Linked DNA regions of Mus musculus: region 2 is linked to region 1. The links are chromatin loops, found by intact Hi-C in ENCODE. Cell type or tissue: heart. All regions are shown on one strand. Links, peaks and the distances in the headings refer to the core of each region. The heading gives the core; the rest is flanking DNA. Region 1 holds the start of Olfr566 (olfactory receptor 566). Region 2 holds the start of Olfr583 (olfactory receptor 583).

Region 1 (5,398 bases), core at 280-5,279:
AAAATTCATATTCTCTCACGAATATTGGACACATCACACTTACATTCTTCTACAGAATTGTGTCCACAATATCTTCTTGATGCATCCTGGAAATCCTTAAATATCAGATTACAAGAAAGACTGGGTAGAGTACCACTTTTGAGCTGTCAGCCATAATACCACTAAATGCACTATTTTAATTTTTGGTCATGTTTATGTTTATTGTACAGAAGGGTGTATGTTTACTAATCCTTTAATTTCTATTACCCCATGCAAAGGAAAAAACATAGTAATATGAATATGTTGATTTTGCTTCAGATTGATAACAATAACATGCATTAAATTCTTTTTTCCTTTTTTCTTTTTTGTTTTATTATATATTTTCTTTATTTACATTTCAAATGTTATCCCCTTTTCTTGTTTCCCCTCTGAAAATCTCCTATTCCCTCTCCTTCCCCCTCCCCCTGCCCCCCAACCCATCCACTTCTGCTTCCTGGCCCTGGCATTCCCCTACACTAGGGCATAGAACCTTCACAGGACCAAGGACCTCTTCTTCTATTGATGACCATCAAGGCCATCCTCTGCTACATATGTATTAAATTCTTAATGAGTCATTGTTCATTATATAAACTATTATAAAAATTTTAATGAACCATTAAGAAATAAATCAAGAACCTCTACTCTAAGATTTCTTCTATTTTACTTGATTGTCTGTTCTAGAGCCAGAATTCCACTTCATTTATCAAACAAACAAACAAATAAACAAACAAACAAATATCCTGGATTACAAAAGCTTTCTTTTGACTATTACTTGTCTGAACCATTTATTCTTATCATGTATATCCTGTATTGTTTCTGAACACAACAAGCTAAGTAGTTTTGAAAAGGCTATGAAACTGAAAACCAAGGCGTGGATTCAAGGTGATGCACACTTTATTTCTTGCCATGGAGGATCTGCCCTGGGGACATTCAGCAGAGTGCCTAACAAAGAGCATGGTCTCTAGGATGTGGGAATCATAGATTAAAATATCAACTCTGATCCATGGTAGATGTGTGACCTGAAATCTCTAGACTCTTTTAATCAACAGTGTACATTTTAATTGTATTGTAAATAGTTACACAGTTTGCTGTGCTGTTCTGAAGGATAGGCAGAATATGCTTTGTCAGCAATTTGAGAAAATCTAGCACAAAACTTTCAGGAAATGTCAGTTACTTTGAGAAATAGTTTTATTTCTTCATCATTACAATTTACATTTCCCTGGTTAGGCTATAAAGCTCATGAAAAGCATAGCATAGCATAGCATAGCATAGCATAGCATAGCATATTTTAAACAGAAAAAAATCTAAGTATTCATTAAACCTTGCTAAATAAATTAAAAACTTGAAAACACGCACATCTAATGGGGAATCTCCAACAATGTTTTTGGAACATGAAAATCACACCAGGATTTTCAAAAGTTAAGAAAATTCTGTGTTCATTTTGCAAAGAGCAAACTAAGAATAGCCTTTCTGATTTGTTTTGTTTTCACACTGTAGATGATGGGGTTGAGCACAGGGGGTAGAAGAAGGTAAACATTGGCCATCATTGTATGGACTACCTTGGGTGCTGACCGACCATATCGATGTACCAGAGACAGGCTAAACATTGGGATGTAGAAAACTGCAACTGCTCCAATGTGGGACACACAGGTGCTGAAGGTCTTGTGCCTTTCTTCAGAGGAGGCGATACTGAGGACAGAGCGAATGATCAGTATATAAGATAAGACAATGCATGGAGTATCTATCCCTGTGGTCAGAATGAGATCAACTAGTCCACAGATGCTATTGGCTCGAGTGTCTGAACATGCTAACTTAATCACATCTGGATGATAACAGTAGGAGTGGGAGAGGGTATTCCTTTTACAGAAAGAGACAGGTTTAAGGAGCAGAAGCAGTGGGACTATTAATAACAGAGCACGCATTATCACTAGGAAACCCATCTGAATGATTCTAGAATTAGTAAGAATCATGGTATATCTAAGAGGGTTGCAGATCGCTACATAACGATCAAAAGCCATAGCCACTAGCACTCCAGATTCTATAAATGTGAATCCATGGAGAAAAAACATCTGAACAATGCAAAAATCTAGACTGATTTCATTTGCCTGAAACCACAGGATTCTCAAGGTAGTTGACATTGTAGAAAAAGTCAAACCCAGGTCAGTGGCAGAGAGCACAGAGAGGAAATAGTACATAGGTTCATGCAGACTATGCTGGGTCACAATGATGAAGAGGATCATGCTGTTGCCAGAGAGGGCAGTGGCATAAAGACAACAGAAAGGGATGGAGATCCAGCTGTGAGCAGACTCTAGGCCAGGAATGCCAGTCAACAAGAAGGTTGGTAATTGCGATGTGAAGTTGCTTAGGAATTCTGTGTTGTCCTGCATATGTAGCATTTGCCTGTCCAGTGCTCACATCCTAAGAAGTAACAAATTATACAGTTATAGAAAGTATTTAGACAATTTTCTGATTAGAAAAAATACTCTAGGAAATAAATTCTGTTGTGTAGAAAACTAAAATTTATTACGTTAGTAATTATAATTAGATATTTAGAATAGTTTTTTTACTGTTAAACCAAGTAAATATTTTTCACATAAATGTGCATATATATTTATTTTTATATTTCTAGAATTTTAAGTTTCACCAGATTATGTGAATAAATAGTCATTTCTAAGAATGCAAAAAAAATAGGAATGTTTTAATGTGGGAGAGTCACTGGAACACAGGAAAACAAGCATAAATTTATTTTTAATAAGTCAGGTTTAAAGTGATCAATAGAAGCCTACTTAAAGATGTCCAGGCATTTGGAATGGACCTTCAGGTGTGACTCTCTAGACATAGCTTTCTAGGAATATTCTTTTAAATCCCACAGAACAGGTGAACAGCCAAGGAGAGTAGGTTATTAAAAGAAAATAATGAAGACAAAGTATTTTGGAAGTTTAGGAGAACCTGAATGGTTTGTGAGAGCCACGAAAGAGGAGACACCCTGGTAACCTCCTGTGTATATGTTGTTAACAATGCTGAAGTGCTTGAGCAGCCACCTCTACTAAACACTGAAACAATCAAAAGGAGTTCAGAGTAGTTGTTGATTGTGGGAAAGGCAGGTGCCCTCGCCGACACTGAAAGTGCCAATCACTGGGTGTGTATTAGGGAGTGGATGGGGAAATTGTGGTGGTTCTATCGTTTGTTTCATTTTCAGAAACTTAGCAGCTAAGGAAAAGACAGAGATAGAGTGTGACTAATCTAGGCTATAAGAGGTATGGGGGTGTTTTGAAATGGGAAGAATTTAGATAAATACACTAATTTATGAACTGTGATTATAGATACAGTAATAGTCATGAGTTTTAGATAATGACTGAGAGGATTTAGTTGATATTTAAATGTTTGAAAGCATCATGTGATTGAGCTCAGCACAGGAGAGTAATTAGTTCTCAGAAAGAAGAGGTGAAACATTTTTTATCGACACTAGGTAAAATATTAAATAGTAGGAATATTCCTTACCCTGTTAAAGTTTTTCAGTCAAATTTAGCAAGAATTTCCTTTATGCTAATAGATATCTTCTAATGTGTTTTTAATTAACCATTTTTCATGCTATTTTCGTTTTTTTGTTACATCTTAAATTTCATGAGTTTCAATCCTATCTGAGAGGAACTAGAGCTACAAACTGCTATTATATGGATTCCAATATAAGATATACTAAATGATTACCAGAATTTTTTATAAACCTATTTGAATACTTATGTGTAGGTAAAAAACATATACAAAGACAGCACAGTGAGCATCATTATCTATCTTACCAGGGCCTTGTGGAAACAGGAACTTTCTATGTCTTTGCTAGCAGAGACAGAACAGGCTATCATGCTGGGACCTACGGACTTTTTAGTAAGTTTGAACTGAACTGTGGGATTATATGCAAGATGTGAATTTCTCTGGGGAAATTGGCAAAGAACAAGCAACATATTTTAAAATGTAGGGTGTCACCATTAAATCCCAAAAGGTTTTAAGCTAATAACTCAAATAAACAGCAGTCCCCCAGAGTCTTGAATGATAAACAAAGGAAACTGAAGAATTCATACACAGTTTGCTCTCCATAGTGATGTGCTGTTTCTTATGCAGTCTGTCACACTCCCTGTGAGTTCTTATGAGTATTGTTGGGTCTACAAAACATCATCATCACCTCTGGATGAACAATATTTCCACACTTCTGTGATGATCTCAGAGTCTTGTGGGAAAGAATGCTATCAAGATGTCCCATTTATGACTTCGTACTCTGTAATCTCTTATTCTCTGAATGTTGACAAATTTTGGGTTTCTTTTAATTTCAGTCTAATGCAAGAATTGATGGATGCCCTAACCTATGAGTATAGTGATAATGATTAGCAGTCATTTTAATACTATGCCCACTAGCAGAATAATAGTCCTAGGGTTCTACCCTAGGTCCTATAGCATATCTAGCCAAGGTTCCTGGCCCCAGTAACGCTGCCAGGTATGAGTTTTATTAGTGGAGAGGCCTTACATACGATCAGAAATCAGTCACTTATCAGTAACATTGAACCACTATTGCATCAGTGGGCATAACTTGTCAAGGTATCATTGTTGCTCATAACGTGTACAGAAGAGTAAGATTGTGTCTAGAATCTTTTAGTTCAATGAAAGCTAGCCAGTAGGAATAAAGTATTAAGATCAGCACTCATTGATTGATTTCTATGTTTCCTGACTCAGATATGTGGTGTCTTCAGCAATAGAGTGTGATAGATGATAAGTATAAAAAACTGTGGAGCACAATATGGTACTTTAATACCTGTATACAAGGTGTGAGATCAAGGCCTTGTGTATACTTTACCCATCTCAGACATTTCTCACGTTGTGTAAAACTTCTATTTATTTTGATGTTTTGTGTTTTTTATTAAAGAATAAGAATAAAATAGAAGAGTCACTGACTGAGGGCAAATTGTGACCATTAATTCATTCATATCTTCATGCTTTTAAGCTGTACATACACTTATGAACAAAAGCACCCAGTTCACAAAGATATACAAATTATAAAGCAAATATATATAACAAATAAAAACAATTGTGGAATTATGCCCTTGAGGGACAGTTTTTCTCTTAGAAAGTTAAAGGCACAATAGGCCCCAATACAACAGTGCCTTACTGTCCAGCCTCTAGGCCTTCACTTACTGTTAGCCATATAATTAAAAAATTATTTATAAACATTTCCTCAAGTCTGTTTCCTGGGCAAATTGTTGCTACAATGCCTTGTTGGCAAATCTCAACTGATCTTGGGATGGAGATAGGACCTGATTGACTTGTTCATTTTATATGTTATCCTAAGGGAAGAATGAGAAAGAAATGAACACTCTAGCTCTTTGTGGTCACA
Region 2 (5,398 bases), core at 60-5,059, 190 kb after region 1:
TTCTGTCTCTGCTAGTAAAGACATAGAAAGTTCCTGTTTCTACAAGGCCCTGGTAAGATAGATAATGATGCTCACTGTGTTGTCTTTGTGTATGTTTATTACCTACACATAAATATTCAAACTAGCTTACAGAATTTTCAAGTAATTCTATATTCTACCATATCTTTAGAGTCCCATATAATATTATCAAACAGTTTGTAGCTGAATATTGTAATGATTACTCTCAGAGATGAAATTCATGATTTAACAACAATAGAAGAAAGCAAGAAAACATGGTAAATTCAAAGTAGGTTACATGATATTTATTAGTATAAAGCAAATTTGACTGAAAACCTTAACAGGATAGGTAATATTGTCAGTGTTTAATTTTTAGTAATCCTAGACATTAATCATGTAATTTATAATTTTAATTGAATAAATCCTAAACATGCCTGTAAAATCATCTTCCTGTCTAAATGTATCTTCTACCTTGTCCTCAAGCCAAAATTTATCTATTTGGATACTAGTGGATAAAAAAACAAAATCTACTCTTCATAATTCCCTGGGAGAATCATAAGTATTGAGTGAAAATTTCCCTGGAGTGACTTTCGATCAACCTACTTCTTGATACACCTTAGTGTCACTGAAAATGCTAAACCTCATCTTTCTGAGATCTAATTACTCTCCTGGGCTGAGCTCAATCACCTGACTTTCAAACTCTTATGTATCAACTGAATCCTATCACTCATTATCTAAAATTCATGACTACTTACAGTATCTATAATCACAGTTTATAAATTTGTTTATCCCCCTTTTGCAAAACACCTCTCCTTTTGTCACATTCTATTTCTGTAATTGTCTTAACTGCTAAGTTTCTGAAAATGAACCAAACTAGAGTACCAGCACAATTTCTCCATCTGCTCACTAATCCACCCCTGCTGATTGTCAGTTTCAGTGCAGAGAGGGCACCTGCCTTTCCCAAGGTCACAACTACTCTGACCTGCATTGGAATGTTTCCATGCTTACTAGAGTTGGGTGCTCAAGCAGTTCAGCACTGCTGTCAAACATAGGGGGTACCATGCACTCGGTTTGTTTGTTTGTTTGTTTTATAGTTCTCATAAAGCATTCAGGCATCCCATAGCTTAGAAAATGTAATCTATCCTATTAACGTTCACAATATTCTGTCTTCATTATTTTCCTTTAAATGCCAACTCTCTTCAGCTATTCACCCATAATGTGGGATCAAAGTGATTGCTTCTAGAGTTCTATGTCTGAAGAGTCACACCAGCAGGACCAATCCAGAGAAACAAAGTCTTTAAGAAGGTTTTTCCGGCTCACTTTAAGCCTAGCAAATTAAGAATTAAATGTGCTTGTTTTCTGTGTTTCTAAGATTGGAGTCTCTCACACTGGAAGATTCTTATTGTTTGCCATTTTAGAAATCACTATTTATGCACAAAATCCTGTGAAACTTAAATGTCTATAAATATGAAGATGAATATATAAGTGTATAAATTTATGTGATTAGTTTCTTGGTTTAAGAATATAAAGCTTTGTATATTCTAAATGTCTCTAATTTCAATACCTAAATTAATAAATTTTAGTTTTCTGAACAACAGAATTAATTTCCTAGAGTAGTTTTTCTAATCAGAAAATGGATTAAATATTTTTAAATAAGTACAATTTGTTACTTCTTAGGATGTGAGCATTGTGAAGGCAAATGCTACAAATGCAAGACAACACAGAATTCCTAAGCAACTTCACATCGAAATTACCAACCTTCTTGTTGACTGGCATTCCTGGCCTAGAGTCTGCTCATGGCTGGATCTCCATCCCTTTCTGTTGTCTTTATGCCACCGCCCTCTCTGGCAACAGCATGATCCTCTTCATCATTGTGACCCAGCATAGCCTGCATGAACCTATGTACTATTTCCTCTCCGTGCTCTCTGCCACTGACCTGGGTTTGACTTTTTCTACAATGTCAACCACCTTGAGAATCCTGTGGTTTCAGGCAAATGAAATCAGTCTAGATTTTTGCATTGTTCAGATGTTTTTTCTCCATGGGTTCACATGTACAGAATCTGGAGTGTTAGTGGCTATGGCTTTTGATCGTTATGTAGCGATCTACAAACCTCTTAGATATACCATGATTCTTATGAATTCTAGAATTATTCAGATAGGTTTCCTAGTGATAATGCACACTCTACTATTAACAGTTCCACTACTTCTGCTCCTTAAACCTGTCTCTTTCTGTAAAAGGAATACCCTCTCCCACTCCTACTGTTATCATCCAGATGTGATTAAGTTAGCATGTTCAGACACTCGGGCAAATAGCATCTGTGGACTGGTTGATCTCATTCTGACCACAGGGGTAGATATTCCCTGCATTGTCTTATCTTATATACTCATCATTCGCTCTGTCCTCAATATTGCTTTCTCTGAAGAAAGGCACAAGGCCTTTAGCACCTGTGTGTCCCACATTGCAGCAGTTGCAGTTTTCTACATCCCTACGTTTAGTCTGTCTCTGGTGCATCGCTATGGTCGGTCAGTGCCCAAGGTAGTCCATACAATGATGGCCAATGTTTACCTTCTTTTGCCCCCTGTGCTCAACCCCATCATCTACAGTGTGAAAACAAAGCAAATCAGAAAGGCTATTCTTAGTTTGCTCTTTGCAAAATGAACACAGAGAACTCTTACCTTTTTAAAATTCAGGTCTGATTTTCATGCTCCAAAAGCAAATGTGGTTGGAGATTTCCCCATTCGATGTTGGAGTTGTCAAGTTTTCAATTTATTTATCAAGGTTTAATGAATATTTAGACGTTTTCTGTTAAAAGTTTGCTCTGATTTGCATGAGTTGTACAGCCTAATTGGGAAATGTTAAGAGTCATGATTAAGCAATTAAATTATTGCTCAAAGTTACTGACATGTCCTGATTGTTTTGTGCTAGGTTTTCTCAAATGGTTCACAAGACATATTCTGCCTATCCTTCAAAATGGTGCAACAAAATGAGTAACTATTTACAATTAAAATGTACACTGTTGATTAAATGAAGCCCTAGAGACACCCAGGCCACATATCTAACGTGGATCAGAATTGATATTTTGGTCTATGATTCCCACATCCTAGACACCACACTCTGTGTTATGCACTCTGCTGAACGTTCCTAGGGCAGATCCTCCATGGCAAGAAATAAAGTGTGCATCACCGTGAATCCATGCCTTGGTTTTCAGTTTCATAGCTTTTTCAAAACTACTTAGCTTGTTGTACTCAGAGACAATACATGATATACATGATAAGAATAAATACACCATTGTGTTCCATAAACTTTTGAATATGTACATGAAGCATGGACATGGGCAAAAATTTAAAATAATGCATTTAATATTATTATGGCTGATAACTCAAAAGTAGAACTGTACCCAGTTTTGTTTACACTCTGAAATTTAAGGATTTCCAAGGACACATCAAAAATATTTTGGAAGGAATTCTTTAGAAGAATGTAAGGAGTTTTCAATATTGTGTGTACAATATTCATGAGGGAATATAAATTTTAAAATCATAGGCCATATCTGAAATAGGCCTTGAGATAAAGAAAACACAGAATTTCTTCTGAACTCACTGGAGTACAAATTGATTTTTAAATGCCCACTATTACATTTTGCACTGTTCTAAAGCCACAGACAAAGTAGAGACCTTTGCTCTTATGTAACCCACAGGAGAAGTAAGACAAGCTAAAGATGTAAGAGGAGAAGCTGGTAAATATAAAATTGCAGAAACTTGCTGTTATACTAGGGTATCCATATATAAAAATGAAAATAAATCCAGTTTCTGAAAAAAATTAGAAACTCAAAATAGATATTAAAGAAACAACATAAAATATGAAATGTTGAAACTGGTAGAGGAAAATACAGAGAAAACACATCAAGATAGAGGCATAAACTGTTCCAAAATAGACTCCACTGGTATTGGAAGTATTCCTAAATATTAACAAACATGATCATATGAAGTTAAGAAGCTTCTGCACAGCAAATTAAATGATTACTTTTGTTGAACTGTAAAATTATTATGAACTACATATCAGTTAGGAATTGATAAGCAGAATATATGAAGTGCAAATATTAAATGTTCTCCTCCATATCATAAGTGAGTTAATGAAGTAGACAGCTGTGAAAATTAGCACAGATGTCAAATAAATGTCTGCTAGTCTGCCATCATAGAAAGACAAATGAATACTACCTGCAGATTCCATCTTTCATCAGTCAGATGCTAACCAAGTAAACAAGCAAACAAATGCTACTTAAAATATGGGGAAAGAAGAATCTTTATGGAGCAAGTGTAACATGGTACAGCTACTATGGAAATTGGTAAGGATCATCTTCAAAGAACTACAAATGTCAGTACTACTTGATCCAGCTATATCGTCTCACTTATATCTTCTGAAAACTCTTATTACCATACTATAGATGTACTTACATGGTCATTTTTTTGCAGTACTATTCATAATAGTTAAAAATTTGTATCAGCTTAGATGTCAATCAACATATTAATTGATAAAAAGAACACGGTATGGTATATATACATGCAGTAGAACTGGCTCAGTGGTTAAGAGCACTGACTACTCTTCTGAAGGTCCTGAGTTCAAATCCCAGCAACCACATGGTGGCTCACAACCATCTGTAATGAGATCTGACGCTCTCTTCTGGTGCATCTGAAGACAACTACAGTGTACTTAGATATAATAATAAATAAATCTTTTTTTAAAGAGAGAAATGAGATTCTACCATTTGAAGGAAAATAAATGGAACTGATGATCATTGTTTTAAATAAGTAAGATTAGGAAACAGAAATAGCATGTTTTGTCTTATAGGCAGAAATAATGCATATGTAGTGAATCTGAGGATGGAGAGAGGTGTGTGATTGGGAATTGAGAGGAGTGGAAATAGGGGAACCTGAAGTTGAGATGAGTTATATAAGAGAGTAAATTTTAAAAAATATTAGAAAATAAACCTAAGTTTGGAGTTTCTTTAGGGAAAAAAGAGCTAATATAAACTGACTTTGTTTTAATATTTAGTTGTTAAAGGCATAAAAGATGTAATTTATAAGGTACTTATTATTACAATTTAATATTAAATACTTAATGATGAATCTAATGTGTACATTCAATTTATATCTACAAATATATAAAAATTTCTGAGAAAAATTGAATAGTTTAATACACTGAAATCCATTTTTTTTGAATTTCTGATGTAAATATTACATTTCTCCATGTTAACATGTATTCTCAGTAAAATAATAAAAGAGTCTTGATAGGAATCACAAGCAAAAGACATAAAGATTGTGGGAGTCAGAGGGGATTGAAGACGCCAGTATAATGTGGCCTACTGAATCAACTAAGCATTGCTCACATGGGTTCAAGACTGAA

Evidence for each region. Hi-C counts contacts between places; a loop is a spot of excess contacts. Peaks named below come from ENCODE experiments on the same cell type or tissue, not always from the same donor. Only the 100,000 strongest peaks of a DNase experiment are listed, where the experiment ranks them.
Region 2: it touches region 1 in a loop (8-fold over the local background); 3 of 42 quality-filtered maps call a loop at or near these places.

Annotation. Positions count from the first base shown.
Region 1 is chr7:102,854,867-102,860,264 of GRCm38, forward strand. It overlaps Olfr566 (olfactory receptor 566), which reads right to left and starts at 3,899. Exons shown (of 2, transcript NM_001011536.2): 1 at 3,816-3,899; 2 at 1,455-2,436. The coding sequence starts at 2,414. The coding sequence ends at 1,455. In heart, for the core only: no CTCF peak of the experiment used is centred there; no DNase peak of the experiment used is centred there.
Region 2 is chr7:103,049,604-103,055,001 of GRCm38, forward strand. It overlaps Olfr583 (olfactory receptor 583), which reads left to right and starts at 1,697. Exons shown (of 1, transcript NM_146757.1): 1 at 1,697-2,656. The coding sequence starts at 1,697. The coding sequence ends at 2,656. In heart, for the core only: no CTCF peak of the experiment used is centred there; no DNase peak of the experiment used is centred there.